2 separate regions of the Homo sapiens genome follow, and region 2 is linked to region 1. The links are chromatin loops, found by intact Hi-C in ENCODE. Cell type or tissue: adrenal gland. All regions are shown on one strand. Links, peaks and the distances in the headings refer to the core of each region. The heading gives the core; the rest is flanking DNA.

What was found. Peaks named below come from ENCODE experiments on the same cell type or tissue, not always from the same donor. Only the 100,000 strongest peaks of a DNase experiment are listed, where the experiment ranks them.
Region 2: a loop joins it to region 1, with 3 times the contacts of the local background. A loop is called at or near these places in 27 of 110 quality-filtered maps.

Annotation. Positions count from the first base shown.
Region 1 is chr7:35,613,776-35,629,689 of GRCh38, reverse strand. It overlaps LOC101928421 (a long non-coding RNA gene), which reads left to right. Exons shown (of 5, transcript XR_007060285.1): 1 at 1-8,581; 2 at 14,088-14,212. Among named protein-coding and RNA genes, the nearest start is that of HERPUD2, 73 kb to the left of the region's middle. In adrenal gland, for the core only: CTCF peaks have their summits at 4,728 and 4,929 (motif pointing right); a DNase peak (open chromatin) is centred at 5,049; H3K4me3 peaks cover 409 bases; H3K27ac peaks cover 465 bases.
Region 2 is chr7:35,528,517-35,544,430 of GRCh38, reverse strand. No RefSeq gene overlaps it. Among named protein-coding and RNA genes, the nearest start is that of HERPUD2, 160 kb to the left of the region's middle. RefSeq lists a silencer at 6,819-6,888. In adrenal gland, for the core only: CTCF peaks have their summits at 6,622 and 6,822 (motif pointing right); a DNase peak (open chromatin) is centred at 6,870; H3K4me3 peaks cover 510 bases.

The sequences.
Region 1 (15,914 bases), core at 674-8,673:
CCTTGGCTCTTTCTACCATCGCTATTGAAATTAGGCTTTTCAAATTAGTGGCAGGAAAGGCCATATTTGGAGCTTCAAATACACAGTCCCAGTGGCAGTTCTTGCCTCTGTGTTTTTTTGTTGTTGTTGTTTGCTTGTTTGTTTTGAGACGGAGTCTCACTCTATCGCCCAGGCTGGAGTGCAGTGGCACTATTTCGGCTCACTGCAACCTCTGCCTCAGCCTCCCAAGTAGCTGGGATTACAAGCGCCTGCCAACACGCCCAGCTAATTTTTGTATTTTTAATAGAGATGGGGTTTCACCATTTTGGCCAGGCTGGTCCTGAACTCCTGACCTCCTGATCCACCTGCCTCGGCCTCCCAAAGTGCTGGGATTACAGGCGTGAGCCACTGCGTCCGGCCTTGCCTCACCGTTAAAAGACTACAATATGACGTGATACATCAGCTTTTTCGAAGTCCAGTGTACGTCAGACCCTGAGGCCTGCAGTATCTGGAATGGTGTTGCTGGATGTGCAAAACTGCCAGGCTCTGGCTTGTGGTGTTCTCATCTACCAGATCATTCCTGGGAGGCCCAATTTGGCCAGCTGGCTCACCTCTGCCGGTGGTATTGCTAGCATTGCACATTGGAACTGCAGCTTGGGAAAGTGATAGAAACCAAACACATGGTGGGTACAAAGCAAGTTTGTTGTATTTTATCCACATTAGTATTTTGGATGTTTCAATATTTAAACATTTCAAAAAGCAAAATCAATGATAATACTTCTTGAATGTGTTGTGAACAATGCAAGCCTTTTATTAAAAATTATGGAATATTCGAAAGAAATGTTTTTCTTACAAGAGAGCAGAGAATAATTACTCAGGGTTCCTGTGTCAAAGCCTCTAGGGCCCCTTTACTGTCCAGAATTCTTAGTAAGTGGAAAACCTTTCCCAAGCACAATGAAGTCTCAACCCTGATACGGGCAGGACAGCAAAAGACCTGTCTCCTCTTTCCAGAGCAAACCCCAGTGGTTGCACCTGTCCTCCCATTACACTTTGGGGATAAACCCTGGAGGCCATAGTGTAGGGGACCAGTTTCATGGGTCTTGTTGCCAAAGCTTACTTTTTTGATCCTACTGCTAAATTCTGACCCTTCCTCCAATTGATCTGCTTTCCAAAAAGAGCATACCAACACCTGCACAAACCATTTGATGTGGTGCAGTAAGCTGTTTCATCCAAGTGTTCCAAAGCCATAGGATGAGCAAGGGGGAAAAACTTAGACCTGTATAGGATCTTCCCCCAGGTAGTTACTCTTTCACAGGGGGTGCATGGGAGACAGGCTGCTGTTGTGCCATCCTTTCCATTACATAATGATAACAACTGTTACTTGGAATGCTTTAATGCTTGATGTTATTTATGTTTAAATATTTGCTGTATTCCTGGCTCTGTGCTAAATGCTATGCCTGCATCTTAAAAAATCCTTAAAATAACTCAAGGTAGGTACCATTGTTGCTTCCATTCTCCAGATGGGACACTAAGACTTTAAGAAGTTAAATAGCTCACCTGAAAACACACAGCTAGTAAGTAACACAATGGAGACTTGAACCCAAGTCTATTCTACTCTAGACCATGGACTCCAAGATTAATTAATTATGCAAATAAGGAATGTGGAGAGTTCAGCCTTGAGCAAAGGGAGATTAGCTTGTTTTGCACCAACTCTTCTGCTGAGGAAAGGACAAAAGCCAGAATATACATACCTATTCAGGGATCAGAGGGCTGTTGAGAAAGCAAGGGCTAATATTCGAGAGACCTACATTTGATACTGTTCGTTTCCCCCTCAAGGGACTTGCTAATTCAAGGGCAGGGGCTGAGAAACTGAACAGAATTTGTAGAAGACTAATGCAGACCAAAAATTAGAGTTGGGGTCCAAGTAGAAGCAGCCCTGGAAAACACCCCAGACTTTCTCGTGGGACCCCAAAGAGCTACTCTTTGATTAAAGGTGAATTGGTTATGGGCCTGTCCTCACAAGGACTGAAGCCCAGCCTCAGATCTAGTGGATAGCCAGAAGCAAAAACAAAGCCCCTCTGAAGGAGGACATGGTCTAATTTCTCAAATTTTCTCTATTAATTGTTTTCAAAGTCTGCTTAAGAAATAGGAATGCAAAAACACAAGATTCGACCAACAATGAGAAAGTGAACAATAGAAACAGACCTCCAGGAAATTCACGTAGTTAACATTATCTGACCGGTGTCTTACAATAACTATGATTAAAATGTTCATGAATTAAATGACCAAATGGAACAACTTCAGGAGAGAACTGGACACTATGTTTAAAATTCTAGAATTGAAAAATAATATAACAATTTAAGAAATCAGTAGATGGCTCTGATAGACACAACTTAAGAGATAGGTAATGAAATGAAAGATAAGAAAATATCCAGACTGGTGCTGGGGGTAAATAGGAAGACAACTATTCGAAGAGTTAATGGTTAAGGTTGTTCCCAAATTAATGAAAGACATTAAGCCACATAAATAAGAAATGCTGTTGACCTCTAAGCAGGATAAGTTACAATGAAAGTTATACTTAATTACTTCATAGTAAAACTACTGGAAAACAAAGACTAATTTTAAAAGTAGCCAGAGGAAAAATATATATTACTTTCAAAGGAGCAACAGCAAGCCTTGAGAGGGAATTTTCAGCAGAAGTAATGATAGTGGAAAATGGAATGGTGTTTTCAAAGAGCTTCAAGAAAATAATAGTCAACCTAGAAGACTATGAGGCAAAAATATCCTTCCAAAGACACGTCCAGACAAAGGAAAATAGAATTTGCCACCAATGAAAAGTACCAAAAGTATGAAAGGAAAGTACTAAAGGGTGTTGTTGGAGCAGAAGGAAAATGATCACTGACCACAGCTGGAGGTGCAGAAAGGCATTGAAAGGCAATGGAAAGGGTAAGTATGTGTATAAAACTAAATAAATATTGAATGTGTGAAACAACTTTTTACTTTCTGGGGTCTTAAATATATAAAGAACTAAAATACATCACCAAGAGAAGCACGTTAAGTGTGGAGGGAGGTAAATGTAGGGGTCCCCAACATTTCTGGCACCAGAGACCAGTTTTGTGGAAGATAATTTTTTCCCAGACAGTGGGTGGAGGGGTGGAGGGATTGGGAGCATGGTGTTGGGATGACACTGTCCCACCTTAAATCATCAGGCATTAGATTCTCATAAGGAGTGCACAACCTAGATCCCTCACATGCACAGTTCACAATAGGGTTAGCGCTCCTATGAGAATCTAATGCTGCTGTTGGTCTGACAGGAGGTGGAGCTCAGGCGGTAATGCTTGCTGGCTTGCCACCCATCTCTTGCTGTGCAGCCCAGTTCCTGACAGGCCACTGACCAGTACTGGTTCACAGCCTGGGGACTGTGGACCCCTGGGTAAATGGAATTAAAGTATTCTGAAGTCCTTGAATTGTCTTGAAAGTGAAAATGGTGGAGGCACTGATTTATATTAGAAATTAATAAATCAGGGGTACATGTTTCAGTTTCTACGGTATTTTGTAAAAGAATAAGAGTATGTAAAACTAACAAGATAACAGAAGGAGAATATGAAATAAAATAATCCAAAGGAAGGCAAAAAGAAAAAAAGGCGCATAGAACAGATGGGAACAAATAGAAAACAAACACCCACATGCATCAATCTCTACATCAAGCATATGTGGACTAAATATTCCAATTCAAAGGCAATATTATTATCACCCTGGATAAAGAACAAATATAATTCTCTGAGACTTAAAAACAACATACCTTAAACAAGGATACAGAAAGATGGAAAGTAAAAGGATGGAAAAAGGACTATCATGCAAGTATTAACCAAAAGGAAGCTGGTGTATTTAGTACACGAAGTGAACTTTCAGGTATTACCAGAGTATGAAGGATATTTCATAATGATAAAGGGCTTGCTTTACCAGTACTATACCGATGGCTGAGGTATTTGGGCTGTCTGTGAGGCTCAGATGGGCTGCCTGTGGCCCTGCCTCACCTTGGAGATGGCCCAGGAAGCTAACTGAGACTTGGAGTTGGTCGAAGAGGAGCCAGACTCTAAATATTTGAAGATTGTGTGCGTATGTGTGTGTGTGTTTAGGGGAAAACATGAGAGGTAGAGTACTATTCAAAAGGACAAGAAGTGGAACATTTTCTTTTATAAATCAAATAAATGGTGGCTCTGAGCCTTCCCCCACCTCCTGCCTTTTTTGGGTCCAGATTGCTAAGAAATGTTATTAATGATAGCTCACACTTACGACATTATTGCCTTCTAAGTGCTTTGTAGGTATTAATTTATTTAATCCTCACAACAGCCTTAGGAGACAGGCATCATCACTACCATCGCCATTTTACAGATGGAAAAACCAGCAACCATCAGAGCTGGTATTCAAAATAAGCCAATTCAGATTCCGAGTCCCGGCTCCTAACCATGGAGTGGCCTCAGGGTTTTATAGTTTGTCCGGCTCTTTGGATGAACATCACACCTCATGGAGGAGAGTCCCTTCCATTTTAACGGCTCCAGGTTGTCATGGAAATCCTCTGTATACAAGAGGGTAAGGAGGAGGATGAGAAGCAATACATGCTTATTGGGACTTTCTATCATCCCAGGACTTATCCAGGTACATTATAACAATGTTGAATACAGTATTAGTCCCATTTTAACTATGAGGAAAATAAGGTTTGGACTGTCAGAGACAGAGCAAGACACATTGGTAAGGGCAGACAAGGGATTCATCTGACTCCAATGCCTCTTCCTTGGTAAACCAGACTGGCTTGTCACACCGTGAAATTAGAGTCAACTTGTTAAATCTTGACAGGTTGCTAAATTATTAATTACACCCCCAGGAGCTGTGACTGGAGCAGCAGGGATGCTATGGCTGCACTGTACTATTTTTAGCACTAGATGGTGCTGTAACACTGCACATCTCTTCCGCGGTGGCCCTTGGAGGAAGGTTACTTCAGGGCTTGGAGACCCTGGAGGGAAGGATGCTACCTTACCAGAGCGTGAAAAAAACATGGAAGACAGGATACTCTCGGGCCCTGAGAAAGCTGGAGACTGTAGCCACCAGGTGGCTCCAGGATGTGCAGTACTGGCGTCTGGGTTTTGCTCACACAACCGTGAACTCCTGGTCCCACCGAGCCCTAGCGAGTGGATTGGAGCACACACCCACCCACCTCCTCAGAGCTCCTACGAGTAGAGGAGGTACCTAGGCACGTGGGAGCTTGGCGCCTTGTTAGGTGCTCAGGATACTGGTTGTCCGGAATCCCAGTGAGGTGCAGTCCCGCCCTTGTGCCACTTTCCCATGCGCTTCCTGCCCCTCTGGGGGCTGCAGAGGCTGCAGAGTTGTCCAGCTTGAGAAACTGTATCAAGGTTGCTCCCTGACGGCCTGGCAACTCGCTGAAGAGCTGCCTTCAGTTCAGAACAGTTTTAGGGAGATTGTCATAAACTCAATGAGTTTAAATGATTTTACACTGACTCTTCAAAAATGTCAAGGTCATGAAAGACAAAGGCCGAGGAACTGCCCCAGACTGGAGGAGGCGGGAGACATGGCAGCTGTGAATGCACCGTGGGTCCTGAACCAGAAAAAGGAGCTCAGTGGGACGATTGGTAACTTTTTGATGCAATCTGTCGGTGAGCTAATAGTATTGCTTCGATGTTAATTTCTTGGTTTTGATCACTGTACTATAACTATGCAGAGTGTTAACATTTGGGGAAGCTGGGTAAAGGGTATGTGGGAATTCTTTGTGCTATTTTTGCAACTTTTCTCATCAAGTTGGAAATTATTTCAAAATTGAAAGCTAATAAAAATTACAAAAATGTTCTTAACATTATTATGGAATATTTCAAACATATAGAAAAATATAGAGAATAAGCCTGGCCACTTTTACAGGTGGCTCAAAGGTACTGTTGGCACCAGACAGAGGAATGAAGTTCCTGTAGGAGTTAAGCATTGAGCTCTGCTGTCTCGCTTTCTGTGTCCAGAGGTGGCTCCTGGTAGTTGAATTAGACCATTACATTTTGGGCAAGAGCTATTTAAATTTTTGGCAGCCTCTACTTTAGAATAAATCAGCAGACAATCCACCTCTATGGCCATAGTATTTGCTTAGTAAGATAACACCTTATTCCAACGCCCTACTTAGCAATTCTCTTGGGAGACTTTTTTTTTTTCCAGACCTTGTCTTTTATTACAGGGATCTAATCATTACTGTCTAAAACAAAAACATATAGATAAAGATGGCCCCAATTGCTTAATGCTGCTTTTGATATTTTTCTTTAACTTCTTTAACTTTCAAAAATGAACTTTTAATTTTAGAACAGTTTTAGAGTTTCAGAAAAATTGCAAAGATGATACAGAGTTACCATATTCTCTGCAGCCAGTTCCCCCTATATTATCAGCTTACCTTAGTAGGGGATATTTGTTGCAATTAATGGACCATTATTGATACATCATGATTAACTGAAGTCCATACTTTATTTGGATTTCCTTAGTCTATCTAATGTCTCTTTTCTGTTCCAGAATCCCCTCCAGGATTCCAAGATATCACATTAAATTTAGATGTCATGTCTATTTATGCTACTCTAGGGTGTGACAATTTCTCAGATTTCTTTGTTTTTGATGTCCTTGATATTTTTGAGGAGTATGGGTGGAGTATTTTTATAGGATGTCTCTTGATTTGGGATTTGTCTGATATTTTTCTCATGATTAAACTGGGGCTATGTGTTTTTAGGAGGAAGACAACAGGGGTAATGTGCCATTTTCGTCATATCATATCAAGAATACATAGTATCTCTGGGCATGGTGGCAGTCCATAAAAATTAGCTGGGTGTGGTGGCAGGCTGCTCAGGAGGCTGAGGCAGGGGAATTGCTTGAACCCAGGAGGCAGAGGCTGCAGTAGGCCAAGACTGTGCCACTGCACTCCAGCCTGGGTGACACAGCGAGACTCCATCTCAAAAAAGAAACACATGATATTGACCTTCACCACCTGGCCACCTGGTAGTATTTGTCAGGTTTCCCCACTGTAAAGTAATTCCCACCTGCCTTCCACACTGAGCTCTTTGGAAGGAAGTCACTGTGTGCAGCCAAGAAGGAGCAGGGAGTTATGCCTCACTGCTTTGAGGATGGAGTATCTACGTAAATTATTTGGAATTCTTCTCTATGGAGGGATTTATCTCTTGCCTCCCAATTATTTATTTATTCAATCCATTTATTTGTGTTAGTATAGACTCATGGATATTTATTTTATACATTGGGTTTTAATCCAATATGACTTTATTTTATTGCTAAAATTGTTTCAGCTTTGGCCATTGGGAGCTCTTTCAGGTGGCTCCTATGTTCCTATTTAATTGCTGTATAATAATTGTACATATTAATGTGGTACATGTGTCATTTTGATCCGAGCATATAATGTGTACTCAAATCAGGGTAATTGGGATATCCATCACCTCAAATTTATCATTTCTGTGTGTTGGGAACATTCCAAATCTTCCTTTCTTGCTATTTTGAAATACACAGTAAGTTCTTGTTAACTATAGTCATTGTACTGTGCTATCAAACACGAGAACTTATTTCTTTTATCTAACTGTATTTTTGTACCCATTAACCAACTTCTCTTCCTGCCTCCCCCTCACCCTTTCCTGGCCTCTGGTAACCACCAATCTACTATCTTCTTGAGATCCACTTTTTAGCTCTCCCATGAGAGTGAGAACATGTGATATTTGTGTTTCTGTGCCTGATTTATTTCATTTAACATAATGTCTTCCTGTTTCATTCATGTTGCTGCAAGTGACAAGATTTCATTCCTTTTCATGGCTGAATAGTACTTTATTGTGTCTATATGCCACATTTTTTAATCCATTCATCTGTTGATGGATACTTAGGTTGATTCTACATTTTTGCTATTGTGAATAGTGCTGCAGTAAATATGGGAGTGCAGATATCTCTGGTATACTGGTTTCCTTTCTTTTGGATAGATACCCAGTAGCAGGATTCCTGGATCATATGGTGGCTCTATTTTTAGCTTTCTGAGGAACCTCCACACTGTTTTCCATAGTGGTTATACTAATTTATATTTTCACCTATGTGTACAAGCTTGCCCTTTCTTCATGGCCTCAAGCATGTTATTTTCTGTCTTTTTGATCATAGCCATTTTAACTGGAGTGAGATGATATCTCATTGTGGTTTTGATCTGCATTTCCATGCTAATTAGTGATGTTGTGTTCCTTTGATATATCCCCATCATTGAGACTTTTCTTTTGAGCACTTGCTTATTTCCTGGCATAATAAGATGTTCCAGGCTCATCTTGTATATTTTCTGCTCCAGTGCTAGAATCAGCCATTTCTCCAATGAGCTTTTGGGAGATATTTGCTTTCTTGATTACAGTTAGGATTTTCTCATAAGGGAAGTTTGTTGATGGCCTGCAAACAAATAGTAAAATAGTATGTGATGTCATGAAAATTAATTGTATTTTTCCTTCTAGATTTTGCATATAGAAGACGGTAATTTTAAAAACAGTGAAAGAAGAAATGTATCTGAGAATTCAATCAGTCAATAGACTTTAGAGTGAGTATGATTTTTGTGTGCTCAAAGGCATCTTTTCAGTTTGGCTTTGTAAGGTTTCATTTTTTTTTTGGTAGGAAAATATAAATAAAAGAGGAAGGAGCAGGGGAAGTGGAAAGTCACCTGCAGGACCAGCCATACCCGCTGTCGCTGCCCTCATGGCCTAAGGTGTCTATAATAGCGTCAGTTTTCTTTTTTTTTCCTTTTTTTTTTTTTTTTTTTTGGTTTTTTTTTGAGATGGTGTCTTTCTCTGTTGCCCAGGCTGGAGTGCAGTGGCATAATCCCAGCTCACTGCAACCTCCGCCTCCTGGGTTGAAGTGAGTCTCCTGCCATGGGCTCCTGAGTAGCTGGGATTACAGGTGTACACCACGATGCCCAGGGAATTTTTGTATTTATAATAGAGACGGGGTTTCACCATGTTGGCCAGGCTGGTCTCGAACTCCTGATCTCAGGTAATCCACCTGCCTCAGCCTCCCAAAGTGCTGGGATTACAGGCGTGAGCCACCGCGCCCGGCCAGCATCAGTTTTCTTTGTGCATCTTTTCCACAATCCTCTCACTGCAGATGTTTTCAGTCTTTCCCTCTGCTTGGTATACTTTTCTCTACTTATAGCTTCTTAGTAACCGCTGCCTGTTATGATCCTTCATCCTCCCATTTCTGCCTCATGTCTTGGTTCTATGCATTTTTCCAGTTTCAGCCCTGTTGTTGACTGCTGGATTCCTATCTGTGTTTCCAAGTTAAAATTCTCAAAAGAAGGAACCTGACTGTCTCAACACAAAGTTTCTTGCTAGACAATATCATGTGTCAAAAGTCAGCATATTGACGGGTTGCCTGGGCTTAGTGTCAACGCAGTTCCATCACCTGCTGCCTGAGAGTGAGGTGGGATCAGTTGCCAGGCTCATTTGGTCCTGCCCCTTCAGCAGAGGCTTTAGCATCAGTTGTCTTTAGAAGAGGCTGTGGGTACCAAGGCTGGCCTTCTGCTTCGTGGCTTGGTGGGGAGGAACAGAGCAAGAGTAGTTAGAGATCCCTGAATAGGATCAGGAGTGCCCAGTACTAATAAAGCCAATATTTGTACAACACTCTAACATTTGCTAAGCACTATAAAGTCATGATCTCATTTTGTGCATACCTGGGAAACACTTATTCTACTATAGTGTGATTGCCTCTTTCCTTGGGTCTCTCTTACAAGCAGACCACAGGGACCCTGAAGGCAGGAACTATGTCCTGTTATTGTGATATCCTTAGCACCAACTCTACAGATAATATTCTAGAAATATTTATTAAATGTAAGAATTAAACAATAACATGTCTTCAAGGTGGACAGCTGTTATTACTGTTTTACAACTGAGGAAACTGAGTTTCAGTTAAGTAATGAGAAGTAATTTGAATAAAAGACTGGGTTCCTTGTAGCCCAGTCCTTTTACAAAGTTGTGTTCAGAGAGAAGTGTTTGACTCTCTCTTTTTTCCTGTCATCCTGTACTTCCCGCCATTTTTCTTTCCCATGCCAGTCACTGCTGGGGCTTCTGGGCCCTCTGGGTACTCTGAACCCCTCTAGAATGACGAAGAGTCCTCGCTTACTCCTGTCAAAGGGCAGAGGGCAACAGTCCCTTGGTAATACTTTAGCCACCTTCGCTTGTTTTTTTGTGAGAAACCTCCACAGAATAAAAGTCTTCCACCTAATTAAATTGGCTGATATCTGGTAGATTTATAATGGAAATAGAATCTTCATATCCTAGGCTGGAATAAGGGTTAGAGGCAGATCTGAGGTGGATCGGGGATGCTGTTTCAGTTCTAAATACGATGAGTTGGAGGCAAAAGGGAGGAACAGCGGAAGACAGACTTCCAGGAGGAGGGGTCCAGGTTTGGATGCTGGACTGGAACCTGAGAGATGGATTGTATAGGGCACGGATGTGGAGGTTTCAGAGAAGTAGCAACTAAAATTGGTGCCACAGATGAGGTAACTGGTAAGTAATTTAAAAGATTATTATTCAATGTCAAAACCATCATGATAATTATGGATTAAAACGGAAAATTAGCATGTGTAATTAAGTCACACACAAAGACCTCAGAGAACTTTAGTTTTTGCCGGAGGGCATTTTGTACCCCAGACTCTTAGGAAAACATAATCACATGCTTCTCTGTTAGGCATGCGTGTGTGTGTGTGTGTGTGTGTGCGTGTGTGTGTGTGTGTAGATATATACTTGCTTCCCTTTGCTGTCATTTTCTTGTTTTGTGCCCACTAAACTGTGTCCTTACTTTTTCTCCATAGTGCCCACCAGGTTACCTTGTTCATGGAGGGCATCCATATGTGGAAAGATGCTCATTGCAGCTTTACTAATAGTAGTGAAAAATGAAAAACAATATAAAGTATCTTTAAAAAGGGCATGGTATGGTAAAATAGGATGTATCCACTCTGTATTAGTCCATTTTCAGATTGCTACAAGGAAATACCCGAGACTGGGTAATTTATAAAGAAAAGAGATTTAATTGACTCACAGTTCTGCATGCCTGGGGAGGCCTCAGGAAACTTACAATCATGGTGGAAGGCACCTCTTCACAGGGCAGCAGGAGAGACAATGAGAGCCAGCAGGGGAAATGCCAGACACTTATAAAACCATCAGATCTCGTGAGAACTCACTATCATGAGAACAGCATGGGGAAACCACCCCATGATTCAATTACTTCCCACTGGGTCCCTCCCACAACACATGGGGATTATGGGGATTATAATCCAAGATGAGATTTGGGTGGGGACACAGCCAAACCATAGTACACTCAATGGAATGTCATGCTGCCATTCTATGATGGTTGTAAAAAACATGTTGCAAACTCAAAAATGCCTATGTATTTTCTCAAAAAACGTACCTGTCACGCACCATTTCTTAAGAAGCTGCTGGACGGTATGTTTCTGGCAGAAAGAATGACAATAGAAAAGGCCGTCAGGACTCCAGACATTGGAGTTATGAGTTACAACTTTAAAATAATGAAAGCTCCCTATGTTCAAAGAATAACAAATGATAAAGAGTAAACCAAGGAATAAAGAGCTGGGGGCACTGGAATCTGGAGATTCAAAGCAGGAGAGAGGTGAAGGAAACCCATAGGCTGATGATGAAGGGAGCTCCCAGGCTGGTGGCCAACAGTGGAGCTGGAAGGCAGCCTCTGTGAGTTGAGGGCCATCATCGCAAGATCCCTGCTGTCTTAGTACTGTCTGTGAGACCCGAGGAAGAATGCCTGGGGGAGGCTGGTCCTGTTTCTTCTCTTGGCTCAGTGCTATTAAAGCTACTGCTCTCCCCTTGATGCTTGGGTTAGCTCTGAACTCCTCCTGAGGGCTGACAGAGGAGCGCTGTGAATTTAGAAGAAAATGCCGAGCAGCCTCCTCCCTCCGAAGCTCTTTCTGACAGGTGTCTAGTAGGTGGTTCAAATTATAGTTCTGTCTGATGCTCCAGATGTGTTAATTTATGGTTTCCATGACTTAGCCATAACCTTGCCTGCAGACATCCCTAGAAAGGGCTCTCATAGATTCTCAGGGAAGCGGAAGCCAGCCTGTGATGCCCATTTTTCCACCTTCTCTTCTGTTGGGAACCCTTGTAGAATAGCGTTGATATTTTCCTTCTCTTACACAGACTTGTGCTTCCTAGGCAATTTTTACAACACTATTTAAAGAAAAGCAAGGGAGTGACTAACACAGAAGGCAGGAAGGGGTTATCTGTCGGGGATAAGGACACTGTGGCAGAGGCAATGTGTGATGGACAGTATTGTTCAGACATAAAGGAGGCCACATTTCCAACCCCCTTTAGAGTTAAGTCGAGGCCGTGTGGCAGCTCTTACCAAAGAAGGCAGAGATGTGTCACTCCTTGAGAAAGGCAGTTAAAAGCAGATGTAAGTTCTCTGTGTCCTCTCTTATTTATTCTACTTAACTAAAAGCAAAAATTCCAAGGTGGTGAAATGATGAGTCTTAAATTACTGTTAAGACTCTTAACAGTCCTAAATTTGTTCCAGAGCTTGTGTTTCAATGGGGCCAGAGCCAGGGTCTTAAATTACTGTTGGAGGTGGCAAGGACAGCTCCTGAGCCTGCATGGACCGTGATGTGAGAGGGACATCAATGTATGTGTGTGTGTGTTTTACATCAATGACATTTTGAGATCTGTCTGTAGCTGCTGTGATACACTAATGCAGGCACAAGAGGGGCTGCTAATGTGGTCATAATATTCTATTTCTTAAACTGGATAGTGGGTACATGGGTGTTAATTTTATTATTATTATTATTATTTTGAGACAAAGTCTTGCTCTATCACCCAGGCTGGAGTGCAGTGGCACAATCTTGGCTCACTGCAACCTCTGCCTTCTGGGTTCAAGTGATTATCCTGTCTCAGCCTCCTGAGTAGCTGAGATTACAGGCATGTGTCAACACGCCCGGCTTATTTTTGCATTTTTAGTAGACACGGGGTTTCTCCAAGTTGGCCAGGCTGGTCTTGAACACCTGACCTCAGGTGATCTGCCCACCCTGGGCCTCCCAAAGTGCTGGGATTACAGGTGTGAACCACTGTGCCCGGCCATTATTATTCTTTAAACCATATAATTTTTATATACTTTTCTGTATGTACTGTACATTTCATAATAAATATTTAAAGTCAGTCTCTTATGTACATTGTGACCACCTGAAACTGCAAGTTCATTGATCTTTTTCACTTTGGTCCAGCTGACAGTATATGTGGGAACATAAAGTCGAACAGTGTTTTGGAAAAGCTATTTCACAGCATATCTCAAAAACCTAAGTATTCTCCTTTATCCAGCAGTTCCACTTAGAAGAGCTGAATCTAAGGAAATAATCCTAAATATCAGAAAAGCTTTTTACATAAGGACGCTTATTGCACCATTATTAACAGTAGTTAAAAAATGGAAGGAAAAGACCATGGTTTATTGAAATAGAGTGTATCGACTCGATGGAGTGCCATGCAATATTTCTAATTGATGTTTGTAGAAACAATGTTATAACCTCAAAAATGTACATGACAGATGAGCAAGAACAGGATACAGGATTGTGTCTCTTGGGTGATTATAGCTATGTAAAAAATGTATGAAACAAAGAACTCTGTGCCTGACATCTGCAAAGCCTGTCCTATGCCTAACTGTTCTTTGAATCATTACTTTAAAATACAGTAATTTAGGCATAATCCAGTGTATATACTTTATGTCTAGGAGGAAAAATTCAAACGTGTTTGAAGTTGTATATGAGATTCTTTTCTTCTTCCAGATTAGGCTTTTAAATTCAAACATAGATTTAATAAATCTGACTTGGTTCAGCAATACAGTTGGAACAATTGAACACATTTGTATGTGAGGATGGAGGAGGGAAGAATGAAAAGGAGGGATTGGGAAGGGGATGGGGACAAAGTTCATAGAAGCACAGTGGCTAGACCTGTAACTCATGGCAGTGGCCAGCTATTTGTCCAATGAGCAGGAAATGGCCTCTAAAGTTTCTCCATTGTGTCTATGACCTTGCATTTCAGCATCTGAAAAGAAAACACAAGAGGTTCGGTTGGTGCAATGTTCCTTTCTTCCCAGGACTTTCTGGTCTTCAAGGCTTTCTCATGAGACAGAAGACTGATGGATGTAGAAGTTTCTAAGAGGACAGGTAAGTCTGTCTTCCCCAGATCCTCCTCTTTCCCACTGAAAGACCAAACCACCATGGTCAGTTCAAGCCTTCACTGTTCATTGTTTCCTCTCCAGTTACGCTGCCATGTTTTGAAGCAGGAAGACGTTACCACTTCTCAAAGGTCTTTAATTGCCTGACCACTGCTTCTCTTTGGAAGGCTGTCAGGGTGATGGAATCTCAGATCACAGCACAGATAAAATGGACAAAGAAAGAAAGATACAAGAAGGATGTAAAAATGTCCATAATGAACTCATGTATCTTGCGGAAACCTCTAATCTAATGAGAATGGATTTTGTTGAGAAGATTGTACACCAACAATTAATTATTCATGGCAGAGACATCATTAAGATTTCATTTTGTTTAAAGGCCTCTAAGTGACTTAGGAAATTAGGTTAAGCTAGAGAAGAATTTCAAGAAAGAGACAAGGGAAAGCTTTTCGTTATATTGACTTTTTCTAATATTTTCCAGATAGATATTTTGACTTGGTACATAAATTATACTCTGACTAAAAATCTCCAATGATTTGTCTGAGTAAGAGTCTTCACATGGGTGGATCATATACCAGTGTGGTCAGATGGAAGCAGATGGACAGAGATTTGTGAAAGGATTAGGAGGTTCATTCCAGAATTCTATAATAATTCAATTTGGCTTTTTGGTTAGGAATGTAGTGAGGAGTCTCCTTGAAATGACAATGGGATTTGTGCAACCTGTGACATTTTGCACTCAAGGATCCTTTTCCCAGTGCCCTATGGGATGTGAGCACCTGTTCACTTACAGTACATGTAAGATAAGACACTTTTAATAAAAACTCTGGAGACCTGGTGTAGTATAGGCCCTATGCCTGCTTATCTTAAAGACAAACACCAGAAACTGGTGTCACGTTGTGAGTTCAATGTGAGATTGATTCAAAACATAAAGCTAGAGATCTAGTGTAAATTTTCAGAGGGATATTGATTACAGGATCAATTTCTATGGGCAATTAATGCAGGGGTTTGGTTTATGTTTGAATTCCAAGCACCCAGTGGTATTCAAAAATAGCATCCAATTTTACATAAAATGTAAAATTACATTTTGTGTTCGATTTGGGCACCCTGTCATGATTTACAATAAAGGTTTGGGCTTTTGTTTTCTTGTTCCTTCATTAGAAAGGTTAGAACTTGCCTTTCCTCCATGATCACTATTCCAGTGTCCCGGGTGCTTGGGATTCAAAACTAAACTAAAATTTCTTAGTGGTTGAGAAATGTTAAGGTTGAAATAGTAGATCAGGCCATGTCTGCATGGAGAACATCACAGCAACTGAGAACTGCAATAGAAGAGGCTTGGTAAAGGGAGAATCTCTTCCCTGTTTGTGAATTAAATAGTCCTGTAACACCTTTAGGGTAATAAAGAATTAGGGTTGGCGCCCTGCACCTACACGGCTAGAGTTGGGGAGAAAATAGACCTCCAGATGTGGAGCCAGGAAGACCTGGGTTGAGTTTTTAGCTGTGTCCTGGGCCAACAACCACAGCAGCAGCAACACCCACCACATGCACCGGTCTCCATCTGCCTCAAAGAACTACACACTGTAGTAGAGGGAAAGAGTCAATAATCAATAAATGCACCAAATAAGTAAATTATGTAAATTTATATAAAAGAGTCAATAAATAGTAAGTGCAAAAAATAAGTAAATAAGTACATCTAT
Region 2 (15,914 bases), core at 3,780-11,779, 88 kb after region 1:
CTTATTTGTGTATTTTTTGTTGTCTTTGTGTTTCCCTAGAGAATTCTCCTTGGATAAGATCTGAGACATGCAGCTCTTTCTGTTGTAGTTCCTCGCTATGGTGCAGGAGCTCAGGGGATGTGGTGGTGAGGTGCAGGGAGGGGAGTGTGCTGTAGACAATTAGGTCTCAGTCTTTCAGTGAGCCTGTGCCCTGGGCTGTGACCCTCACAAGTGCTTCTCCCTGCACACCCCCACCGCTCCCATATATGATGCAGACAGGCTAGAGGGGGCTGGAGTTGGGTATCTCTCTTACCCTAGGTCGACTGGGCTTTGGTAAAACCCTAGTCAATTATTCTGTGGTAAGATAGTTTATCTTACCAGACCTGTTAAGAAGAACAGAATGATCTGGTATGCTTCAAAATATCTCCTCTTTTCCTCTCCCTGTTGGGAGCATGAGGGGATTTTTTCCCCTAGCTTCACTATCAGAACGTGGTAGGGCTCCCAGAGGTAAAACTAAGTGTGGGAGCCTCCCTGAGGCTGGGCCCCTTGGGGTTTTTAATCTCTCAGGCTTGTCCACCCTGAGCCCCCAGCAATTCATCAACTACAGTTCAGGTTTCCCTACCCTGGCACTGGTTTGTGTAGAGGTTTGTCCCTGTGATCCTCCTGTATCCTCCTGGATCCTCCTGGATCCTCCTGGATCCTCCTGGATCCATCTGTATCCTCCTGTCTGTTTCTGCAAACCTCAGGACAGTAGTTTGCCCTGTGACCTCAGTTCTCTGGTGGGATCTAAGAAGAGTTGTTGATTTTCAGTTAGTTCAGCTTTTTTCTTGTGTGGAGAGGAGTGATGACTTTTAAACTCTTAACATGCCGAAAGTCACGTAGGGATTTTGTAAGACGTTTAGATTCATGGTATTTTCTATCACGCAAATCACTTCCTAGGACATTGTATTAAAAATTCTGTCAAGATGGATGGGTGAGATTTGTGTATTTGATCAAGCAGATACTTCCAGGAGGGCTGAAATGGGATATGTTGAGCAAGGCTGGCGTTTCTAAAGTCTGGTGCCCTGTGTGCTGCCTAGGAGAGATGGTAAAAACCTTTGCCAAATACTTGGAGGCAAGGTTGTCTCTGATAGGGGTGAGAGTGAGGTGGGGCAGGGATAGAGTTTGTTGGGGAGCAGATTGATGTCTCCTGGGTTGGAGGCAGGAGGCATCGGTTCTAACTCTTCCCCCTCCTTTTCTCTATCTCTTCCTCCCTTTCTTTCAATTGCCACATTCAGAGATGTTCTGAAAAATAGCTCTGGGGTGGGGTGTGGTAAATAAGTGTTAGAAATGAGGAAATCTCACTGGCTGTCTTGCTTTTAAACAGGGTCTCCTAAGCCAATGGTGCAGACTCCAAGAGTAGAATGCTTATTGTAGAATATAGCTCATATATGTCCTGAAAAAGGCCCAAGGAAAAAAAGTTACTTAAAAAATATATATGTTTTACTTTTTTTGAGAAGGTAATGTATTCACACAGTTCAAAGTTCAAAAATTCTAAGTACAACACTGAAATTTCTTCTTTCTTTCTCTGAAAGTCTGCTTAGTTCTTGCTCTCTTAAACAAGTTACTACTATTGTTTGTTTCTGGTATACCCTTCCAAGGTTGTTTTTGAAATGCATCTCCAAGCCAATACAGAGAGTATTTTCCTCCCCTTTTACAAGTGGTTGTTGATAACTACTTCGGTTCTGTACTTTGCTTTTTCACTCAACAATATCACTCTTCAGAGCTCGGAATGCAGTTTTTGCCCACAAAAACGTGGGTTCTTTGGCTTGAAGCATGTATATATATATATATATGATTGGCTTGAATCATATATACCTTTATAGTATATATCTTTTAAAAATTGCAATATTAGTACATATTCATTGAAAAAAATATAAAATATAAAATCAGTTCTAATCCTATAATCTAGTGATAACCAGCATTAATTTTTTGGTTTATATTCTTCTAGACTTTGTCTTAAGGATGTGTGTATATTTTTTTTTCTATAAAAATGAAATCATATGTGACATATTGCTTATAGCTAATTTTAGGAAATATCCTTGTTTATTTCCTTAGAGTAAGTTCTTTGAAGTAAACTTCCTTAATGAGTGGGTATGCACTTTGCAAAGGTGTTTAATGCATATTTCCAAGTTGTTCTATGGGAAAGTTGTACCACCAGTGGAAAAAGGGAGGTTCTTTACCCAGGAATCTGCACAAATACTGCCATCTTACAAAAACATAAACAAACTTAAACATTGTCAGTGTAATGGTCCAGTGAATCTCATTTTAATTGGTGTCTTGGTGATTCTCAGGCAACTTTAGCATTCTGCATATGTTTAGGGCCATTTATGTTTATTCTTTTTTTTTTTTTTTTTTTTTTTTTTGAGACGGAGTCTCGCTCTGTCGCCCAGGCTGGAGGGCAGTGGCATGATCTCGGCTCACTGCAAGCTCTGCTTCCCAGGTTCATGCCATTCTTCTGCCTCAGCCTCCCAAGTAGCTGGGACCACAGGTGCCCACCACCACACCCGGCTAATTTTTTTGTATTTATAGTAGAGACGGCATTTCACCATGTTAGCCAGGATGGTCTTGATCTCCTGACCTCATGATCCGCCTGAATTGGCCTCCCAAAGTGCTGGTATTACAGGCATGAGCCACCACGCGTGGCCTATTTATGTTTATTCTTTTGTGGATTGCTTTTTCATCTTACTTTCTTGTTTTTCTGTTGGGATGTTCTTCTTTCTCTGATTAATTTGAATTGATCAATCAGATTATCAATTAATTTGAATTTATTAAGTGATTAATTTTGCTCCCTGGTTAATTCAGGCCCTGCAGACAGACATTATATTCATTCCTCCCATTTTGCTTGCAGGGCCCTGGCTGTGAGGGTGGCGAGCAGAGCTAACCTGTGCTCCTTTGGCCAATTCACTTGTATTTGGCTTGTTTTCAAGGTTCCTGTGATACCCCATGATCTATTGAGATGAACACTGCATAGGATGGTAGGAATCAGGAATCAGAAAGTGTAAACTCTGTGTTAAGAAATATTTCTTTAGTAGAAAATCAAATTCTCAAAATAAAACTCCTCCCCCTAAAATTTTAATGTTCGAGATACAAAAAATGCTTGCTTATTAAATGCTGTTACATCCCTGTAATAGATGTTGTAATTATAATATAACTGTGTGACTTCCTGCCACATGTCAGCACAGCTCTGGCATTGCATAGGCTTTTGCTGATGTGGTTCTGGATAGACAGGCCAGACTTGGAGTCGTGTCCTACCACTTACCAGTTATGTGACCTCAAATTAGTTACCTGATCTCTCCAAGCCTCAGTTTCTTCCTCTGGAAAATGGAGATGACCATCGGAGCTAACTCATAACAGTATTTCAGGGATTGAATGAGAAAATGAACTTCAAGGCAAATAGTAAACACTGAATTATTATTTCTACTATCTGTTATTATCATTATATTTTACTATAATCATGATCGGTCTGAGATTTCCTCCAGGAAATACGTCCTGAGGTCCAAACAATTTATTCACAAACTCTCTTTGAGAATACAATTGATTGGTTGGCTTTTCATTCCCCGATATATCATTGACGTTCTTTTTTCTTTTTCTTTTTTTGACGGGGTCTTGCTCTGTAGCCCAGGCTGGAGTGCAGTGGTGCAACTTTGGCTCACTGCAGCCTCCACCTTCTGGGCTCAAGCGATTCTCCCGCCTCAGCCCCCCAAGTAGTAGAGGGGACTACAGACATGCGCCGCCATGCCTGGCTAATTTTTGTATTTTTTTTTTGTAGACCTGGGGTTTCACTATGTTGCCCAGGCTACTCTTGAACTCCTGGGCTCAAGTGATTCTCCTGCTGTGGCCTCCCAAAGTGCTGGGATTACAGGCGTGAGTCACTGTGCCAGCTGATGTTCTTTATATTCCCCAAATTGTATTGAATTCTCTTAAACTCTTAAAACCAAGGACATGAAAAACAATGAACACACCAGATCTTGCACACAGAATACTTAAAAATGTCTGCTGAAAGAGAGAAAGCTAGGATGCAAACACTAACAATATAAAAATTGTCATTTGTTCACTAAATGTATATTGAGTGAAAGAATGGATGTTGTCCTGTCTTGGATTCTTCCCTCAGAGGGAAGCCTGGGCGACAGAGCAAGACTCCGTCTTGGATAAAAAACAAAGAAACAAAAAACAAAAAAACCAAAAAGCTAGATATCATCTTGGTATCTCCTCCCTTGTGGTTCATTTAAGCAGCCTCCCTGTTCTTACTTTCCAGTGAGGCGTTTACGGCCATAATCATTGGGAAAAGAGGCCCATGGGGATTTCTGCGTCACTAATGTGGATCCACAGACCAAGAAAGTGGAAAGCCATGCCACGAAGGGTGGCAGCAGAAGCAGCTGCCATGCTGTTTCTGGCTGAATAAACCAGACTTAAAAGCTGGAACTTGATAGAGCCCCTGTAGTTGAGTGTTATTGAATATTCAATTATTTATTAGATTTACCATCGCCACGCACAGGACCAGTGCCATCCTGAAGATGTCAGAGCCACCCACACTTCACAAAGTGAGGGGAAAAGTGGTGCCGTGGGTTAGAGTTTCTGTGGGACTCTAGTCTGGTACTGGACCCCCTGAAAAGAAGGTTCTGGCATCACGGTTGTTTGAGGAAAAGGCACCTGCCCCAACCCCCTCACAGGGCTCTGAATACACATTAGCTTTGAAAGACGAGAATCCCCACCATCAGGGCCTCTGTGGATGTCTGTTCACTGTGATTACCTCCTCACCTTTATCTGCTGATAGAAGCCCACGTTTGACGCACATTTATTAACATCCCAAGACAGTGCTGTTCCCAGAATACCTTTGGCAAATGATGTTTTTGGCCATTCAGTCTATTCATCTGTGTAGAAAGAACCTTGCTTTCATATTATCGGGCCTGGTTTCAACAAACAGACATATACTGAATCTCTACCGTGTCAGCCACTGAGTGATGTGCAGAGTGTAGGGGATGGGACAGAGGGTGTGAGGGGCTCTGTCTGGTGGGAGCTCCCTGGAGGGAGGTGTTGTAAGTACAGTGTACTGGTGAGGCAGGTGCTATAATGGACAGGCAGGGTATATAGAGTAGTAGCTAGGAGTACAGGCTTTGCCATCAGAAACCCCTGGGTTCAAATCCCAGCCCCGCTTCTTCACAGCTGTGAGCTGTGACTCATCCCCTTTGTCTTCCTTTGTGAAATGTGGGTGATCTCCCTTTTACAGTTGCTCTGAGATGAGGGAGAGGACATGGTTAAAGCACTTCCACAAGGTTCAACTCAGAGCAGGTACCCCATAAACATGGCTATTATTCTTGTGGAATGCCACAGCAACTGTGGGGTAGAAGATGAACAAAACCCAACCTGGAATGTTCAACCCTGGCAGGGCTTATGTTGGCCAAGTAAGAACATGAACATGTGCCATGAAGGTGCCCAAAGAACCTCCAACAGGGTGATCTGGCCCTTTAAGGAGGTCGGGGAGGGCTTCCCCAAGGAGATGTGACCAGGCGGACAGAGGAGGGAAGAGCATTTCAGGCTGAGGGCTCAGAGTGTACTAGACTCTTTGGAGGTGAAACCGAGGGTCCGAGCGGAGGTGGGTGGGCTGGAGAGCAGAAGAAAAGAGGCCGTGGAGTGAGGGAGGGGCTGGGAGGCAAGACCAGACCAGGAAGGGCCGCGGGGGTGGCTTTGGTTTCTGTCAGAGCAATGAAAGCCATGCGAAGGTTTCAGCAGAAAGCTTTGTTTGAATTTTACTACAGGGTGCTGTGGGAGGAAGGAGAGGTTGGGGGGGCCACCATGCTGTGCAGGGGCGAGCCAGGGAAGATGTCTTGGAGGCGCTGGCCTTGAAGATTGAGGGCAAATCTAGGGAAAGAGCATTCCAGTCTCTCTAGCCTCAACAGAGAACCACAGCACAGCAAAAGCTTGTTCCTCTGCCTGGATTCAAGCTGTCTGTTCCCACGGAGGGAGTATGTGCTGACTGGTTGGAATCGCAGTTCACCTTCCTATGGAAAGGATGGCTGTCAAGCAGTGACTTCTAAGGCAAGTTCTGAGAGCCTAGGCTTGGGTGGATGGTTGCCTGATGGTTCTCATTGTAGGAGAGGGCCGCATGGCATAGAGCAGGGAGCTTCCACCTTCCGGAACAACAGCTCGGCAACGTGTTGGCCCATTGGCAATTGGTCATTAGTAATTGCTAAAGGACCAACGGTTTGTGGACAATTCACTTGTCTTATAAATTAGCACATAGGCAAAGATTGCTGTATGATAATTGCACCCATGCACATGTGTTTCCCCTTCATCGTTCCAGAATAAGGGGTAAAGAGGGTGAAATGAGAAGTTCAGGGATGTGCATGATTTGCAGATTTTTAGACTTGCGGAGGCCTCAGGGAGCAATCTTACTGCTGAAACCTTATTTAGTTGTGTCAACTGCAGTTAGGGCTTGTGATTTCTGATACTGCTGGAAGTTTTATTTTCTTTTCAATTGTAACCTAGGGATACATTTTTCATAAGATGAAAGGAGGGCACAGCTGGTGGCCGAGGGAGGGAGCAGACCATCTGCCTGCAACTGTGGCTCTGGTCTGGGAAGGTCCTGTCCCTTGTGTTGCAGCCCACACACAGTTGAGAACCAAGGTGCTCCGTAGGGGCCCCAGGACTGGTGATTAGGAGGCTGAGCTCCTGGCCCATTTCTGCCCTATCCTTAAACAAACCACTTGTGCTCTCCAGGGCTCATGGACTCCGCAGAGGTTGTGTGAGGCCGCACTATAGACGCGCGAGTCGGTAAAAGGGCCATTGCCGCGCTGCCAGCACTAGGTGGCGCCAGTGCCCAGATGATCCGCACTGGCGGCGCGTGGTACCGCCCAGCGCTAAGGGCTGAGTCCGGATCAGTAAAACGAGCAGTCCTTAGCGTGAAGTTCGATAGGTGTCTGTCGCGGTGGTCTCTGCCTTCGGTCTGTCCCCTCCCCAGACCCCCCGCGTGCTCCCACTTCCCCTACACCCCGCACCTCTCATATGTTCCAGGCAGGGATGCGGCTCACCCGGCAATGCTCTGCCCCGGGGGGTGCTCGAGTCCTATCCCCCAACTCCGCCCCCCCGCCCCCCGCCCCGCCCTGCCGCGGGCCCAGAGTCAGCCTGGGCGGTCCTGAAAGCAGGTCCCCAGTCCGCACTTCTTTCTCCTTCGGGGTTTGGGTGTGTCTGTGGGCTTTGTTTTCCAGGTGTGTCTCAGTCCTCCAGTTCAGAAGGCGGTGGCTGGGAGGAAATGACCTTGGCCTTCTGGGGGTTCACTTGGCCTAGGGCCCTTAACATATCCTGCAGGTCCCCGGCTGTCATGTGCCCCTTATCGGAGTGACATGGGCAGGTTAGCCAGCCTCCTTGGGCCTTGTTTGGGGCCAGACTACATCTACTTTGCGGTGAGGATTTACTGAGGCAGCCTGTAAAAGGCCCCTTCCCAGTGCCTAGTTCAGAGCAGAGATCAATGAGTATCATTCATTCACTCACTCATTCACTCATGCCAGGATATGAGCAGTTCCCACCCTTACTCCGGGGTGTGCAGGGAAGGTGCCACCCACTAGACTTTCCTTTGGTGGCCTGGGAGAGTCTGACATCTCACGGGAGAGAGCGGCTCTGCTTCCTTCTCCACAGTTTGGGAAGGTGCTGCCGAGGCCTTAGCTGCCACGACGTCGTGTTTGGCTTGGCAATAGGGAGGATTTCTTGTCCTGGACTTGGCTTCTCTTCTGATTTCAGTCATGGGTTTGGGCCGTGCAGCCACTGGGAGCAGCGCCCTGTTGTCTAGAAGGTTGTTCTGTGTCCCATCTCCCACTGGCACACAGGCAGTCACTGCGGCAGGTCAAAGGGCCAGGGCCAGAGTCCCCAGGTTGCTGTGGCCTAACTATGAGAGTGTGCTCAATGCGAGGGATGGCTGACCTTTTAGACTGATTGGTTTCAGAACTGCAAATAATAGGAGTGATTCATGACCCTCTAGTGGACTCTGCTATCTGTAACTAGAACGTGGATTTGGGTAGGAGGAGCCCTTGGTTGGTGAAATAGAATCAAGCTCCTGTGTGTCTTGGGGTGGAGGTTGGAGGGGAGCCCCTGGCTGGTGCTGTCAGTCCTTGGTGGGCCTCAGAACTTGGCCCACCCAGTGGTGTCTCCAAACAGAAATGGAAACCCAGCTTCTTGCCTGGACTCTTTACCCTTACATTGGAGAGGCCCCCTGGGGGCCCAGCAGGGGAGATGGGTACAACCAGACCCACCACTCAAGACCATGGTGTCCCCATATGCTGTGAGGATTAGAAGAGATGGTACTTGGGATGGCTTCCGACCAGGTGCATGGTGTATAGGAGCTAATCAAGCAGCTCCCGGCTCCCTTCCCCTTCTCCCTTCAGCGCTGCTCTAGTGAGACGGATGGAGGCCACAGAATCCTTTCTTCCCCTGGAGAGGGCCTGGGGACATCTGCACCTGATGGTCAAAAGTATGTTCTCACAGGTTTCCTAGAGGGAGCCTTGGTCTGGGAGGTACTGGGCCTTCACCTCACTCCTGGTGTGTTTGTTTCCTGGCAAAGTGACTGCAGGGAGGTCACAGGGCCCTTGCGGGCCTTGGTTTGGGCTGACTGCTGCCTTATGGGTCCCAAATTCCTTGCCAGCTGCAAGAATGCATGATGAAAGGAAAGGCTGCCCCATGCTGCGTGATGGCATGACTGGGGGTGGCGCCGCACAGCCCAATCTCCCTGTGGGGTAAAGAAAATCACTCTCACCCCTGCTGAGCTTCAGTCCTTGCAGGCAGAGTAAGGAGACAGCCCATCACGAAGGACACCTGCATCTCAGCTTGCCAGCTCGGAACACACAGGTGAGAATCAGTGCAGGACACCTGTTGTCAACTCTGGGTGTGCATTAGAATTATCCAGAAAGGTTTTCTAAAAATTTTTGACTGGCCATGGTGGCTGACACCTGTATTCCCAGCACTTTGGGAGGCCGAGGGAGGTGGATCACCTGAGGTCAGGAGTTCGAGACCAGCCTGCCCAACATTGCAAAACCCCATCTCTACTAAACACACAAAAAAATTAGCCAGTCGTGGTGGCGTGCGCCTGTAATCCCAGCTACTCAGGAGGCTGAGGCAGGAGAATCGCTTGAACCTGGGAGGCGGAGCTTGCAGTGAGCCGAGATGGTGCCACTGCACTCCAGCCTGGGTGACAAGAGTGAAACTCCATCTCAAAACAAACAAACAAAAAACAAGCAAAACAAAACTTTCTATGCCCGGGCACCTGAGATCTGTTAAATCATGATCACTGGAGTGGGGCCATAATTTTTAACCTACCCTGGAGGGTTTTAATGAATAGCCAATGGTGAGACCCACCTTGGAGCCCCATCTCTGCTTGCAAATACCATGTATTTAATGCCACAGGTCCCCTTGCTTTCCACATCCCCTGGGAAGGGCTCTTCACCCTTTCTCACCACTCAGAGTTGCCTCACCTAGTGTATCTATTATACTCAATGGATCTGATCTGTTGGAGCACACTCACACCTTTTTGTAGTGTAGCACTTTAGGCCTTTTAGAAAGTAGTTATTTTTCATTAAAAATAAAAATTGTGTATATTTATGGTATACCACTTGATATTTCAAAATATGTATACATTGTCCACTATAGGATGCTATACAGCTACAAACAAGAACAAAATCATGTCCTTTGCAGCAACATGGATGCAGCTAGAGGCTATTATCCTAAGTGAACTAATGCAGAAACAGAAAACCAAATACCGCATGTTCTCACTCATAAGCTAAACATTGGGCACACATGGTGTATTAGTCTGTTCTCACACTGCTACAAAGAATTACCTGAGACTGGGTAATTTATGAAGAAAAGTTTTTTTTTTTTTTTTTTTTTTCTGGGACGGAGTTTCACTCTTCTTGCCTACGCTGGAGTGCAATGCAAGATCTCGGCTCACTGCAACCTCCGCCTCCTGGGTTCAAGAGATTTTCCTGCCTCAGCTTCCCGAGTAGCTGAGATTACAGGTGCCCATCACCATGCTTAGCTAATTTTTTTTTTGTATTTTTAGTAGAGACGGGGTTTCACCATGTTGGCCAGGCCAGTCTTGAATTCCTGACCTCAGGTGATCTGCCTGCCTCGTCCTCCCAAAGTGCTGAGATTACAGGCGTGAGCCACTGCACCCGGCCAGTAAAGAAGTTTAATTGACTCACAGTTCCACAGGCTTAACAGGGAGCATGACTGGGAGGCCTCAGTGACTGTAAGAGTCATGGCAGAGGATGAAAGTAAAGCAAGCGCATCTTCACGTGGTGGCAGGAGAAAGACAGAACAAAGGGGGAAGTGCCTCACACTTTCAAAAAACCAGATCTTGTGAAATCTCATTCACTATCATGAGATCAGCAAGGGGAAGTCTGCCACCACTATTCAGTCACCTCCCATCAGGCCCCTCTCCTGACACGTGGGATTACAATTTGAGATGAGATTTGGGTGGGGACACAGAGCCAAACCATATCACAAGGACATAAAGATGAGAACAACAAACACTGGAGTACAAAACAGGGGAGATGGGGGGCAGGCAAGGGTTGGAAAACAACCCATTGATACTATGCTCACTACCTGGGTGATGGGATCAATTATACTCCAAATCTCAGCATCACACAATATACCTTTGTAACAAACCTGCATGTGTACCTCCTGAAGCTAGACTGTAACCTAAAAAATAAAATATGTATACATTGTGAAATGGCTTAATAAAGCTAATTAACATAGGCATTGCCTCACATACTCCTTTTTTAGTGGTGAGAATACTTACAATCTACTCTCTCAGCAATTTTTAAGTATACAATGCATTGTTATTAACCGCAGTCACCATGCTGTGTTTGGCCTTGCTCCTGGCAGTGTGCTGCTGCTGGACTGGGAATAACCTGGGAGCTGGCTATTCTGCGCCCTTTCCCCCATTCAGAATCAGTGTTTTAAAAGATCACCAGATGATTCATAGGCATATTAAAGTCTAAGAAGCACTGGTTTAAAAAACAGATCTTTCTTCTTTCTCTCTCACGTTTTTTTTTTTTTTTTAGTGAAAAATTTCAAACGCATGGTGGAGCTGAAAGGATTTTTACAGTGAATATCCCCAAGCAATTCCTTTAGCCCCAGCCCAGCCTTTGTAGTGGGCAGAGTTCTGGAGGAGGCCCATTGAAGGCAGCTGCAGGCAGTGCTTCTCTGCAATGCCTATCACAGGTCCTGGTTCAGGAATTCTGGGATCTGGGTGACTATGTGTGTATCAGGGCAACTCCTGCTAAATGCATACTTTTATGATCTATGCAACTCACTTCCATTGCAGAAGGTGGCCTATGCCGTTCTCTTCTTTGCAGCTCCGGTAGTCTGATGAGTGTGCTTTCCATCTTTGAATCTCCAGGTCTCTACCAATGCCTGGCACATAGTAGGTAATCAAAATATATTTCTTGAAATGACTCTCTATCCCCCTGATTCCAGGGGCATGAGTAATTGATTCCAGGAGCAGAAAAGTTAATTAGTTTCCCCAATAACAGTTAATACAAATTTGGTGAACTGGAGAGAAACGGAAATTGACTAAATCAAGATAATTTTGTCTTCCTAATGAGCTGTCTGTGCCTTCATTTTCTAAGGGAAGCTGGCAGGTATCGCCCTTCCTGGCAGATTCAATCTTTATCAGAACATCAAAGGCAAGTGGAGGCATTGTGCTTCGACTTTGGGTTTGCAGATGAAGAAAACAGCTCCCTTTACCACTACTGGTCTCATGTTATATTTTACTGGGGTCATATTAGGGAAGGATGGAGGATGAAGAATCCTGTGAAGGACTCTTCTCCACAATCCACCTCCTTTCCATTCCTCCTTCCACCCCGCACGGGGGAGATGAATGGGCTGTGGTTATTCCGAGAATTGTCCTTGGCACAATGGCTGTCCCTCTGACCCCAGCCATGAAGAGATGTCCTCTGCTTGAAGTCTTTTTCATCCTCTAGAGCCCATAGCACTTGTCATCTTCTCCAGAAATCATCCTGCAAATCCCCACTCCCGCCTGCCAGATCCTATTTGTTCCCCTCTCCCTGGGGCTGCAATGACGTCCTCTACTTTCCTCTCACGTCTTCCCAGTCTGCATGCAATCAGTGCTCGTCGTCTGTGCTACTTGTTCCAGAGTCAGAGCTGCTGAAGGCAGGGGGAACATCTTTTTTCTCTCCAGGTTTGGAAAAGGGCAAATGTGGTCCTACCACCTTCCCACCTTCCATAAGTGTCCGATGTGCTCCCTCCTCACTTACCTGAATCTCAGGCACCTTGGAACTTGCTGGATTGCCTCCCACAACCCCCGGCAGCAGCTAAGTGCTCATCTTGTTCTTCCTTAAACCCACCATCCACACTTGGCATTTCCTGGATGGAGCTTTTGCTCATTTCACACAAACTCGTTTACAAAAATGTCATAATAATTGTGGCCATTGAAAAGAGATTCTGACAGAGACAAAAGCCTCTGAGATGCGGTTTATGGAAGGGCACCCCCCTTTCACCACGTAGAGCACCCAGGTCGACCACTCACCCTCTTCTCTACATAATAGTCTAGGTGTGGCTGGATAACTGGGGATATATTTCCTAACATAGGTATCAGGCTGCTCTGTTTTGTTTTATTATATACATAGTTTCTATAAATTATAGGTGTGTATTTCCCTCCATACCCCATATAAATACACTAAGGGTGGATAAAGACAATTACAAATCTGCCAACTAGATCTGTGCAGGCAAGAAGTGCACTAAGAATGGGCAGGCGAGATCGGCCCACAGGCTACTGTGGCTACAAGGCTACAGTGGTAGAGGGAGCTGCAGTACAATGCAGTGAGGGGGGACACTGGCCAGAAACCCTAAGAAGGATGACTTGATTTTCCTTCTTTTAAATTTAAAATTTGTGTGGGTACATAGTCTGTGTATACATTTATGGGGTACATGAGATATTTTGATACAGGTAGGTAATGCATAATAATCACATAAGGGAAAACGGGGTGTCCATTCCCTCAAGCATTTATCTTTTCTGTTACAAACAATCCAATTATACCCTTTTAGTTATTTAAAATGTACAATTAAATTATTTTTGAGTATCATCATTCCATTGTGTTAGCAAATACCATGTCTTATTCTTTCTAACTACTTTTTTGTGCCCATTAACCATCCCCACTTCCTTCTCCCCACTCCCCACTACCCTTCCCAGCCTCTGGTCACCATCCTTCTACTGTCTATATTCATGAGTACAATTGTGTTAATTTTTTGCTTCCACAAATAAGTGAGAATATGTGAAGAACATTTGTCTTTCTGTGCCTGGCTTATTTCACTTCACATAATGGCCTTGACTTGGCCTTCTTGATCCCCCATCTCCTGGCAGGTGAAGCCTCTGGTTTACCCCCTAATTATAATGCAATGCTAGTAGGACCTAGTAAAGAAAATAGCAGAGCAGGGTAGGGTGTGATGTGGAGAGGGCAGAGGCTGGGGAGGAGTAAGGAGGAGGAAGCAGGTGGAGGAAAAAGGGAACCGAACCTGTTCGTTGATGTGAGCAAGGCGTCCCCTCATGTCTTTGAGTCTTGGCCAGAGTGCTGCTGCTTTTCAGGCCCCTGTGGAGTCAGGGTTCTCAGAATAAAGTGAAAAGAGTCCCTGCTGCAGGACTCAGCTAGGGAGTGAGGAGTGGGGCTGGGAATGGTCCTGCTGGTAGGGTCGAGTGAGGCCTTGCATGCTGCTTGGTCTGTGAATCCTGGCCAGGGTTTGGGGAAGCAGAGAGCCAACAACATTCAGTTATGTTTTCCTTATCTCCCTGCATGTTCTCATTTCCCTTCCTCCTAGTCCAACAAGTAGCTGTCTCTGTGTCCATTGTTTCAGGGAGATTCGTGGCAGGGAGGGAAGTGATCAGCAATTCTTTTAGACTTGTATTCTAAAAGTCCCTGTCCTTAGGGAACGGCAGAGGGGCTGAAAGATGATGGCGAGGAGTCTTGTGGGAAGCTTCTTGCGGCATTGGTGGTGGCGGTCTGGGGGCAGGCCTCCGGGGCGGCTCCCCTGGGCTCTTGTGGAAGCCCCAGGAAGAATGTCTGCCTTCCACGCTACTTGACCCAAATGCCTACAGGACCCTCGCATCAGTGGGCAGAGGGGCCCGCAGCACCCCTGCTTGCCTGCTGGTTCTTCCCACATGGGTGCTACAGGTGATGCTGTTATACACCATCCAGATCTCCCTTCCCACTGAAGGATGGACTCCTCGGGTGCTGGGGGTGCTGGGGGTGCTGCTGGATACTGCCGTCAGCTGAAGAAATCTTCCTGGTTCAAGGTCACACTCCTTTCCAGGGACAGCTGTATCCAATGACAGGTGGGTACAAGAGTATGAATCCCAGGATCCTTTCCCCACAACTAAAGGGCCACGTAGCTTCCCAGCTCTCTGTGGGTGGGCTGAGGCTATGGTTGAGACTGCATAGTAGCACAGCTTCTCTCTCTGCTCAGTTCTGCACCTTCGTTTCTCCTTTCTCAAGAGTTGACCCAGTGAGCACTTCCTACTTAACTTCCTGCATGTAATCTCGCTCGAGGTTGGCTTCAGGGGAACCCAATCTACGACAGGTACAGAAACTATTTCTCTCCTATGAGAAAAACAAAAGTGCAGGGCAATGATGCAGGGGTGACCATGGCTGTTGATGTCCATGGGCATCCTAGGAACAAGACGGCCTGGGGAACACAGCCTTTTCTGATGGGGATACCTGATGCTCGGCCCCCACTGACTGGTGCCCTAAGAATATGTGGGTCCAGGGTTGGCACATCCTACAGGTCTTACAAGATGCTAGACATCTGGGTTTTTAAAAAATGTGAAATCTCTTAATAATAATTAAAAAAAATCATGTAGGCCAAAAGAGAACAAATGCCTCTGCAGGCCACATCGGAGGTGTGGGTTTTTAGTTTGTGACCCTGAGTCTAGGCAGACATGGCCAAAGGCAACCTCAGAGGAAATTCCACACCCAAATGCCGCATGGACAAGGCCCTGCGGACAGTGGTCAAAAACCACATGGGTGACCTGTACCAGTGAGACTCCTGTGTCTCACACTTGGGAGGTGCAGGCTGAACACCCAGAAAGACTGAGCTTCAATGTCCCTGAGTCAGAAGTCAAGGGGAGTGATGGGAAACAGAGAAAGCAGTATTCTCATTCACCTGAGTGTGTGACTCAAGATTCCCTCTACGTAGATTGATGCTACCGGAAGATTTCCAAAAGCTGAAAGCTGCTCCCATTACAGAAGTCTCCACTCCAGAGGGGCTAAGTCACTATGTATAAAATATCAGGGTCTATGAAATCTTATTCAGTTAGATTTAATTGCATTAATACTACTATTCAATTCTGCCAAAGGTATGTCTGAGATTGTTTTTTCTAATAACACAAAGAGCTCAAGTCTGGATGAGTTTAAAATAATAACCCTTTAAAAAATATGATTGAATGTGGCCCTGTATGACACCAAGATCTGGGACAGGGAAACTCAAAGTTGATGTTGATGGCATTAAAGAAATGGAAATAAATGGTTTCTTTCTTCCTCCCCCACAATTTGTTACAGCATCTAGATATTTTTGTGAATGATTAGAAACCAACTGTTGTCTAACCCTTCGACTTCAGACCTTCACCTCAAACGGCATGTTTGTGTCAGCCTGGAAGGTACACATGCGACCTCACCATCCTGCACTTCTCCATCAAGTGGAACCCGGTGCGAGGTGGTCTGGTCATGAGCCCACCCAGGAGTACGTCAGGTGAATCAGTTAAGAACTCAGGCTTAATTCATCTTTGCACCCTCGGGCCTAGCACAGCACTTAGTACAGGTAAAAGGTCATCCTTAACAGAATCCCGTGGGTCACTGAACTTAGGACCCTGGTCTAGGGCTCTTATTGATTTCTTT